Linked DNA regions of Mus musculus: region 2 is linked to region 1. Evidence: chromatin loops called from intact Hi-C (ENCODE). Cell type or tissue: left cerebral cortex. All regions are shown on one strand. Each heading gives the region's core, and the rest is flanking DNA. Links, peaks and the distances in the headings are about the cores only. Region 1 holds the start of Nbdy (negative regulator of P-body association). Region 2 holds the start of Ubqln2 (ubiquilin 2).

Evidence for each region. A loop is a pair of places that touch in the nucleus more often than their neighbours do. Peaks named below come from ENCODE experiments on the same cell type or tissue, not always from the same donor. Only the 100,000 strongest peaks of a DNase experiment are listed, where the experiment ranks them.
Region 2: a loop joins it to region 1, with 16 times the contacts of the local background. A loop is called at or near these places in 8 of 42 quality-filtered maps.

Annotation. Positions count from the first base shown.
Region 1 is chrX:153,720,309-153,725,690 of GRCm38, reverse strand. Nbdy (negative regulator of P-body association) reads right to left here and starts at 2,137. Exons shown (of 4, transcript NM_027327.1): 1 at 1,754-2,137. In left cerebral cortex, for the core only: no CTCF peak of the experiment used is centred there; DNase peaks (open chromatin) are centred at 1,874, 2,078, 2,352, 2,880 and 1 more place; H3K4me3 peaks cover 2,055 bases; H3K27ac peaks cover 1,384 bases.
Region 2 is chrX:153,495,355-153,500,736 of GRCm38, reverse strand. It overlaps Ubqln2 (ubiquilin 2), which reads right to left and starts at 2,505. Exons shown (of 1, transcript NM_018798.2): 1 at 1-2,505. The coding sequence starts at 2,283. The coding sequence ends at 367. In left cerebral cortex, for the core only: no CTCF peak of the experiment used is centred there; DNase peaks (open chromatin) are centred at 1,609, 1,829, 2,460, 2,838 and 3 more places; H3K4me3 peaks cover 3,045 bases; H3K27ac peaks cover 2,916 bases.

The sequences.
Region 1 (5,382 bases), core at 326-5,325:
AAGAAGGTGAAGTCCTTTCTTCTTCTGTCACTATAGTCTGTCTCATTTTCTTCTGGCCTTTTCAGTTCCTTATGTTCCTTTCAGCTCCCAATTCAATGGTGCATTCCTATTCAATAACTGGGTCCACAGAATTAGGGGGTATGTTCTGTACAGCAGCTCACAGCATCAATTCTGGAACCAATGCTTGCATTTTCTTTCTTAAGCAAATCTCAACAAGGCCATTTAAGTGTCTCACAACTTGTGGCAACTTATAGGCCTATACAAACATCCTTTAGTGGAGTTGTGATTAAACGCAAGCATTCGAAATCCTTTAGAAAAAGATGGCACACACACACCAACCACACAAATTCAACAAGTATCCGCCATTACAATTATGTATGCTTTAAATCACTGGGGAAAATTACGCAGCTCTTAAACACTTCTTGCCCTGAATAGCCCCCTTTGTTTCCTAGGTGAGCATTTCTTTCCCTATTGCCTGTTAAATTACCATTTTCACTCTGAATAGAGGTTTAAAAAAAAAAAAAAAAAAAAGAGGGAAGGACCGGCCTATTGGAATGACAATCAACTGCTTTTAGGTGAAATGAGACTCCATTTTTTTTATGCTTTAGCAACAAACCTGATACCCAGAATGTTCACTCAATAATATTCATTGATTAGCTCAAATATCTATTTTACTCCTGCTAAGTTTTGGTCATCTGTCCCCCACACCTCCCTGTTCAAGGCCTAACCACAGCAAGGGCTCCATAAAGATTGAAGATGAAGAAGAACTGTGAGCCTGAGTCAAACTTGTTCATTTGTTTTCTTTTTAACATAAGCCTCATTCAAATGAGCTATTAGTTCTGTGAAAATAAGAGTTAGAGTCTTAAAACACAAATAGTCCTTATTTGGAAATTTCCAATGCTACTCGTTCATCCAGAATAAACTGCGTACTCCTTAGCAAAACACTCAAGGCCTACAGCCCTGTATCACACTTCTCTCACAGACTTAGAATTACAGCCACGCTGCCCCAGAACAATCTTGCCCTCTGGCTTTCATTGTAGAAACACTAGGCCTAAAAAGCATCCTAACCCATATGGTAGATGTCACTCACCCTTTAAGGCCCACCCACAAATTCCCCCCTCCTCTTTGATGGCTCTTGAAGACTAACAGGCTCCATCAAGAGCCATCTCCATCCTCCATGATTCCTGAATACCTTGAACAAGCACATTTTTATGGTACTTGGGTTTGACCATCATATTATAACTTGTTTTCACTTACTAAATACCATCTTACACAGAAAAAAAAAAAACCCAGTTCTCAAAGCTCACTTTACAATCTCCTCTGGGCACAGGCATTAGGCCTTTAGTACATCCTTACACTTGGTCTTGGGCTAAGCATTTTTAAATGGAAAAAATTTCAATATATACACAAAAACAGAAGAGTATAGTAAATCCCCACCCAGTTTTAATTTATTAGCCAGGGAACATTGTGTTAGTATCTCACTATACCTTGGCCTGTCATGAAAATCAAAACACTGCAGTTTTTAAAATTACAATTAACTCATGTAAAATATCTTAATTACTCACCGCAATCAAATACCTATTTCATCCAAGCATACTTTTTTTTTAAAAAAAGAAAGACTTTTCAATGCCTGTACTTGTTTCTTTTCTCTTTGAATTTGTGGAAAGAACAGGAAAACAGGGAAGAGCTGGGGAAAGGCATAATTAAGTTTCAGAGAGCCTGGATGTCCCAGATGAGAACGAAAGAATCTGACCTGATTTCGGCTGGGAAAAAAATCTATTTCACTACTTCTCCGGAGGAGGAGGGTGCGACTTGAGTCCAGCAGATGCAGGAGGAGGCGCCGAGGGGAGAGTGCTACTACCTCCACTGGGAGTCCCTTCGGGATAATCCCACCGCGGAGCCAGGACACAGCGCTTTTTTGGAGGCTTGGGTTCCCGCGTATTTCCTGGTGGGAGCGTGGATCTCCCGGAGGCACAAGGTTGGTCCCCCATAGGTATGACAGGACCAGAGCGTTAGTTTTCTCTGGTGGGCCCTGGCAAGGCCGAGATCTGAGATGGCGGATCCCCTCCAGGCACGGGGCTGGCTTCCTCCTGGTTTCGCTGTTACCGTATTTCCTGTATCCTGAGACGTATATCCCTTCTCCGCCTCCTCAGCGCTCCGTTCCCCAGCCCACTTTAACCTTTCTACGAGAATGGAATGCAAAGAGAAAAAAAAAAAAAAAGGAGCGCATTTAATAAAGTGCTTTTCCACAGCACATCTCTCTCACAGTTTAATTAGTTGTATGGAGAGTTTTGTACAATTTAATTTAAAAAAATACTAATTTGCTGTAACTTGCCAACGGGGCAGGTGTTAATCAATGAGTGTGTGGCATGGTCGCGGGAGTGCTGTAACCAAAGAAATCAAGCGTTTTACACTGCAGTCCCTTACGCACAGCACATCACAGAGCCATGAAAGGGGTACAACCATCTAGGAAGCTGTGTACAAACACGTTGACTTATTGATTACAGTGTTAAAATTGAAAACCGGTTGTGGAAAATGGACGCACAATAAATTCATCATAAACCAAGACCTCTGTTTACTTTATAATTTTAAAATTTTGTCATCTTTGAAAATTCACTGTATTTTTTTTTCTCATTCCAACAGCCAAGATCTCTTTGAAAACAGACAACGGGTGACACTCCATGTTTAATCGGCAAGATTTTATTTCTTTTTTAGGGTTATGGAAAACAATGACTCATCTTACTATTGTGGTATGTTATATTCTATGTTATATGGTAAGGAACCAGAAACAGTTACCAGAAGGTTCACAAAACAGAGAAAAAGCTTCTGAATTTCTTTGACAGGCATCGCTCCATAACCTTAATGTCTCTGCCACTTGCCTGTGCATAAATGAAACCCCACTTTTCCACTACCACCCTCATTGGTTTATAATGGAGAAATCTCAATCTATAATGTCACACAAACTCCGAACCGCCTCCAAGCTCTGTTGTATTTTATTAATTGAATTATTGGAATTTGGGTTTCCACCTATGATAATTTATGTGCAAAATGATACCACATTAAGGATAATCCGTTCAAACCAGTTACTGCCATAGCTATCTCACACCTTTAAGATGGCTGCCTTCCCCCCAAGCACCCAGCACAGTCTCTTACATAAATAAGGTACCAATAGATATTTGGTAAGATTCAACAGCCCTACGGGTTTTTTTTTTACTAAAAAAAAATTAAAATCTAATAACATCACTTCTATTTTTGCCTTTCCTAACTCCAATATGTAATATGTGCCCCCAGTTAAGTCCTTACAGATCAGGGTATCAACTGCTACTACTAGAACCAGAAAATCCTAAGGGAAAAAAACAGTGAGGAATATTAGAGAGAATGCTTTAGAACCAGAAGAACATTTGTACTTAAACATGATAGCAGTCAACATCCTAGGAGTAATAGTTGAAGTTATGGGTGTGGGTACTATGCCAAGAAAAAAATAGAGACAGAAATAGAACTGAGTACAAATGGAATTCTGGTAGGTCATGGCAGATGGAAGAAAAGCTGTGACAAAGTTAAAGGAAAAGTAAGCAAAAAAATCAGAAGGCTGTAGCCTAGAATTTCTAAAACTTATGCTGATGACCTCTGAAAGTAGATGTTGTGTGTGTGTGTGTGTGTGTGTGTGTGTGTGTGTGTGTGTGAGAGAGAGAGAGAGAGAGAGAGAGAGATGGTGACCTGTCAGTACACTGTAGGGTGTTTAATAATATTCTAAGCTGTGACTCTACCAGTAGTACTTCTTGCACCTCAGTTATAATAACCAAAAATACCACAAAATATTGCCAAATGCCTTTCTGGGTAGCTGATCATCCTTAGTGAAAATAATTAATCTATGCCTTATCTTCTACGGTTGCATCTCATCGAATGTTAGTCCTTCACTCCAATGAACACTGCAGCTGTTATATTGTTCAAATTAAAGACCATATCAGTTCTCAAAATAATTAGCCTTGTGATCTTTTCATGCACGTTCCAACTAAAAATATGCAAGACCACATATATCAATCAGAGCAAAGATTGAGGTCCAATTGTTTCATTGCTATAGTTTTAGCAAGTTTAGAGAGATGAATGATAAAATGACAAGAATTAAAATTTCTAGCAATATCAGGAAGGTTTGATGTATGATAAGTTTGTCTTGATGTGACACAGTTTCAACTTAGACTGCTATAGTCACTCTGTACTATTTATAACATGACTAGATTTGTTTTGAGTTTTGCCTTTTTTTTCAGACAGTGGTGGTTTGTATATGCTTGGCCCAAGGAGTGGCACTATTAGAAGGTGTGGCCCTGTTGAAGTAGGTGTGTCACTGTGGGTGTGAGCTTTAATACCCTCATCCTAGCTGCCTGAAAATCAGTCTTCCACTAGCAGCCTTCAGATGAAGATGTAGAACTCTCAGCTCCTCCTGCACCATGCCTGTCTGGATGCTGCTCTGATCCAACCTTGATGATAATGGACTGAACCTCTGAACCTGTAAGCCAGCCCCAATTAAATGTTGCCCTTATAAGAGTTCACGGTGTCTGTTCATAGCAGTTAAACCCTCTCTAAGACAGATAGGGTCTCAGTAAGTCTTGGAAGATTACCTTGAACTCTTAGCCTTCTCCCTCCACCTTCTCAAGTGCTGATATTACAGATAGTTGTCACTAATCCTGGTTTATGCATTGCTTGAGATGGAACCCTGGACCAACTGAACTACACTCCCAGGCCATTTGTTTGTTTCTGATTTCGGTAAAATACACATTCCATATTTCTCATTATCTTAGTCTTTTCTAAATATACAGGCCAGTAGTGTTAAGTTTATTTACCTGATTCTACAGCCAATCTCTCAACATTTAATTCTCATTAAACACATATCCCATCTTCACTTTTCCCTAGCAACCACCATCACATTTAGAACCATTTTCTATTTTTTTGTTTTTGTTAGGGATCAGGCTCCTTTTTCCTCAGATGTTTCAAAATAACCCCACCCCCAATTATTCAAGTTAATCTTTTTTCCAGCTCATAAAACTAGCACAGTATGAACCACAGAACCAGTAGTGGGTGCCTGCTGGGTTGATGGCCTATTATGCCAGTTTAAAAAAAAAAAAAGGACCTAAATAGCTTTCATACTTAGCAGTTCTCAGAGAGAGTGAGCTAACCTTTGGGTGATATTTGCTTATTTACATAAGGGATTTCTGTCTTTATTAATTGTATTTAAGGACAAAACAAGTAGAATTTATGTAACATTTTCATACAATATAAACTAAAAACGGCCACGCAGTGGTGGCACATGTCTTTAATCCCAGGATTTAGGAGACAGAGGCAGGTGGATCTCTGTGAGTTTGAGGCCAGCCTGGTCTACAGAGTGAC
Region 2 (5,382 bases), core at 297-5,296, 220 kb after region 1:
CAAAAATCACAATAAATGCAGAATAAAGAGAAGTGTTTGCATGCAACACCTTTGAGTGAAACAGTATTGATTCCCACCATTCAAATCAGAGAAGGAAGGAAATCAAAAGAAGAAAAGAAAGGAATGAAGGAAACAAAGAGGGGAGAGGGCAGGCTGGAAGGGAAGGGAGAGGGTGGGGGGAGGAGGAGCAGGGAGGGAGGGAGGGAGGGAGGGAGGGACTCCACCTTAAAATGCATCCTATTAGATTTATAGGTAGACAGATTTAAAAGAATCAAAATAAAAGTAAAGCACAATTTTGTGTGTTTAAAGATTTAAGAGCCATTATCAAAAATAAGATACATTTTTTTTCAAGGTACAGAAACGTAATTAGGATGGCTGAGAGCCCAGCAGCCTCTCAATGGCCGCGTTGATGTCGCCTCCTGTTGCTATTAGGGCCTGCAAGTTTGCTTCGCGGTTTAAGAACCCCATGGCGTTGAGCTGTTCCAGTTGCTGCTGAAATCTCACTTCAGGATTCGGCGGCTGTGGAGGGCTTCCTCCAGTGAGAGCCTGCACCATTTGTTGAATGAACTGCTGGTTGGGTCCAGATTCCGAGGTTGGACTTATGGTTTCAGTAGGTGCAGAGCTGGACACAGTGGTTGCAGGCGGGATGCCAGTGCCGGTGGAGCCGGGGGAGCTTGCAGGGCCAGTGGGTCCTATAGGCCCGATGGGGCCTATGGGGGTGAAAGGAACTATAGGGCCGATGGGCCCTATGGGAGTGACTGGGCCCACAGGGGTTATGGCGGTTCCCAGCACTCCCATCCCCACACCTGGAGCGAAGCTGGGAATGAGGCCAGGTGCTTCAGTGGCTAGAGTCTGTAGCCCCTGCTGGATCTGCATTAGCGCTTGCATCGCTCTCGGGTTTGACATGGCCGCGATGGTTTCTGGATTCTGCATCTGCTGCAGGAAATTCGGGAGCTGTGGACGCATCTGCTCCTGCAGCTGAGGATTCGAAGTGAACAGCGGGCTACTCAGCATCATCTGGGCCGCCATATCTGGATTCTGGCTCAGCGACTGCATCATGCTCCGCATGTAGGGCGCAGACAGCATATTCTGAATCAGCTGGGGATTCTCAGTTATCTGCTGCAGCAGGCTCTGCATTCCTGGGGTGCTGAAGATGCTAGCCACGTAATTAGCTGCAGCCATGGTGTTCCCGGCGGTGGTGCTGCTGGAGCTGCTGCCAGAGCCACTGCCACTGCTTGTGGTCGTGGTGGTGGTGGTGGTCGCAGCCGTCTGGGTTGTTGGCGGTGGTGCCCAAGGATTGGGCAGCGGATCACGATTCTCCGTGCGGGAGGGCTGAGTACCTTCCCCTGAGGTGGAACTGCTCCCCACCGTGGCAAACGGGTTGCCCCCAAACTGCTCCTGTGCGGCATTCAGCATAGGTTCTTGAATGTCAGTGTACATGCGCCGCAGAGCATTGTAGCCACCTGGGATGCTTTCGAGATTACTGAGAGCCAGGTCTTGATTTCGCATCATCTCTTGCATCATGGCAGGATTCCTGGCGATTTCCAGCGTCTGCCTCATTATATCTGGGTTGTTCAGTAGGTGGCTGATTTCTGGGTTTCTCTGGATCAATTGTTGCATCTGTGGATTGGCCATGATGAGCTGCCTCATCAGATCAGGATTCGAAAGCATGCTCTGAACAAAGGGATTTTCCATGATCTGGATCATCATCTCAGGGCTGGCCAGGAGCTGCTGCTGCATCTGGTTCTGAAGCTCGGTGAAGTTGGGCGAGTTCAAGCCCAGGTTACTAAGGCTGGAAAGGCTTCCCAGCCCAAAGGAGCTGCTATTCGTGGTGGTAGGTGTGGAGCTACTCCTGGGAGCCGATGATGTCGTCGCCGCCGGCGCCGCCGCCGTGGTGGTGGTCGTGGTCGTCGTGCTCGTTCCCGCAGTCGTGCTGGGCTGCGTGGTGGCCTGGCCCTGCGGACGGTTCTGGCTTTTGATAACCAGGTGAACAGTCAGTCCATCATGGATGCCATGCTGCATCAAGGTATCTTGATCTTTCAGGATCTTTCCGGCGAAAATCAGCACGAGCTGATCGGTCTGCGATTTGAAGCGTTTGGAAATCGCTTCCTTGAACTGCTGCACGGTGCTGTTCTCGGGCACCGCGAACTCCTCCTTCTCTTTGGGGGTCTTCACAGTGACTTTGATGATTTTGGGCTCGGCCGGCGGGCTGGCCGCGCCTGGGGCCGCCGCAGGGCCGCGGGAGGGGCGCGGGGGGCCGCTGCTCTCGCCGTTCTCAGCCATGGCGGCCGCGGTGACGCAGGCTCACAGGGAAGGCGCTGGCGAGCGAAGAGGGCGCGAGGGAAGGAGGTGCCGCAGCAGCGGACTGGGGCGGCCCGGCGGGCAGCGCGGATCACAGTACCTCAGAGTTGAAGGCTGCGGCTCCTCCCGGTCGTCGGCTGCGCACTCGGCTCGGCGTAGGCCTCGGCTGAGGGCTGAGAGAGCAGGTCCTGCAGGCCGTCTCCGCTGCCGCCGCCTTGTGATCTGCCCGCGCGCACTCCCAGCGACTCCTGCAGCTGCGGCGCCCGCGCTCCCGCCCCGCCCCGCCCCGCCCCGCCCCCGGCCGCGCCCCGCCCCCTGCTGACGCGGCGCCAGCCCAGCGAGCGTCTCGCGGCCGAGCGCAAAACTCCTGCCCTGCAGAGGAGGGGGGGCGGAGGGAGGGAGAGGGAGAGGGAGGGAGAAATAAACAAAGAGAGGGGGGAAGAGAAGGAAAAGGAAGGAGGCTGGAGAGAAAAGCCAGGGGACCAAGGCGAGGCGGGCGAGGCGAGGGGGGAAGGGAGGAGGCCAGGAGGAGGAAGAGGGAGGCAGCTTCTTTAGCAGCCACTGAAAGACCAATGGAGAATGTGGGTTCGCAATCTGGGAGGCAGTGAAAGGATGAAAGCCTGAATTGAACCGATCCCAGGCAAAGGACGAAAAATGAATAGTAAAGAACTCTGACAAAGCAAAAAGGGAGAATGAGCGCCCGGTTGGGGGAAGGGAAGGCATGGCGGGAGCGAGCATTTTACAAAAGAAGCCGAGAAACGGCCAACAGGCTTCTGAAAAGATGAGGCTCGCTCCTAATCAAAGGGATTCAAATAAACACAATGAGATTTTTCCTTCGGGTTTATCATATTGGCAGCGATAAAAAAAAAAAAAAGAACGTTAAACCTTGTTGACCAGGAGCCGAGAAAATGCACTCTCATGCTAGTCGTAGTATGAATTGTTGTAATGGGGCAGTTTGAAAATACAAATGGACATTTTAAGGATTTGCACCTTTGTTTAGAAAGACCTAATAATCAATTCGAAAAGTATATATAAACAACGTGGCATTTTAAAAAATAGCGTTTAGCTAGTTAAATGGGTCTGTGACAGGAATACTATGATTTTGCCATACAATAAAATAATCCCTGTGTCTAAAAGATGGTGGCTAATTCATGTAGTATTACATGTCTCTAAAAAATACATTAAATGCACTGTAGTTAGGAGAAAATAATAGACGATATTTGGGGTTATTTTTTATGGTTTTCTTAACAAATGGAAACAATACATGTGTGTAGGTGTCAGCATCAAAAAGCTTGTAGACTGTATGTGTGAAAAAAATCTGAAAGGCTATACTCCATTATGATAAAGGTAATTATTAGTAAGAGCTGAAATTGTAAATAATTCTTATTTTCTATTTTTATAAGATTGTGAATTTGATGAATAAATATGCATTGCGTTTATGATTTTTAAAAACTACAAATATTATTTTCAGACAAGAGTAAAGGTAAAAATTGACAGGCACACAATAGTCGTGGCAGAAATTAACATAATCATTATGGATTAAATAAAGAAAACAAAAAATGGAGTATTACTGTTATAGAAAACCTGAATTATAGAAGAAATTATTCTGAAATCATTTATTTCTCTTGCTTTGAACACAGAAAATCCTTTTCCCATACAAAAACCTAGAGATGATTTAACAGCATTTCAAAATCATTACGTCACAGTACCTTAATAAATCTCAGTGTAAAACAAAATACAGGGCCATTATACCCATGACTAGTACAAAAATCATTATATATGCAAGAGCTCATATAGATATAATGTACAATGAAAAGTATACTTGCTTTAAATACATATCAAAACATAATTAACTGACACACATCAAATGTAAATATCTATGGTATTTAAAACATATGTACATATGTATATAAAATATTCTATTAGCTAGAAGGGCTGGGCTGCTGCTCACTGATGGAGCACATGCGTACTGTGTGTGAAGAGACCCTGGGTTCAATTCCTAGTACTGAAAGAAAAATTAACAGAAAATAAATGTACAAGAGGCAGTCATTCTAAACATCTAGTCACAAGGAAGAGGAAATGGTACAGGATTCTACACAATGACTAAATGGAACTGGAGTTAAAGCTGTAAAAATGTGCTTTGTCTCTAAACTCGAAGGAAACATGACAGGCTACCAGCAATGGCTGATTTTAGATAGTGACAACTCACCTCTGTTAAAATATGTTTAACTTTTCTGAAAATAAATAGAAATTTAATACTATATCACAAGGAATTGTTAATGACTCTTAAAGGTAAATACTATTAACAAAAATGAGGAAGAAGAAAACACTTAAAATTTAAAGAAATCCGAACACTTTTGAGATAGTACAAATTGAAATTCTTAGTAGAATGAATTGGTAAGCATAATTATAATGAGAATATAATCTCAATACTTACCACAAGATTACCCTATATGTAGTTTAAGGAACTTGATACTGATAGAAATTTCTAGGCCCCATCCCAAGCCAATTGAAATAAGTGGTGAATAAGAATATTCATTTTTAGCAGGTCTGAGTTCATTAACATTAGATTTATGGGGTACTATGTGAATGAATTCAGAGTCAAATTTATACATTTTAAGATTTTAAATGCCCAATAATAGCAAAATTAGTGTAATACACATTCAAATAACAAGGACAACAAAGAAAACTGGAAGAGGTACCTGACATGCCAGCCATAAAATGAAAACAGCAAAGACCAACAAACAATATTTCTCTCCCTTCATCCTTTTCTCTTCCCCTTTTTTTCCTCTTTCTGCTACATTTTCCTTTTTGTGAGATACTAGAAAGACATTTTACCTTGTTTCAATATGAAAGCAATGGAATAAACCATGTACAAACTAAAAAAGAACTGAGCCAGAACATACACAAGGTCCCAGGTTCTATCCCCAGCACCACAAAAATCAGTAAGTACAGATTTGAAAGACAGTGTAGTTCCAGAGCTTGACAGAGTTGGTAAAGAATTCCTAAGCCAGCTCTTCATAAGCATTACCTGAATTACTTTTAGTAGCTGTGGCAGGAAACAAGAACTTCATATTCCTC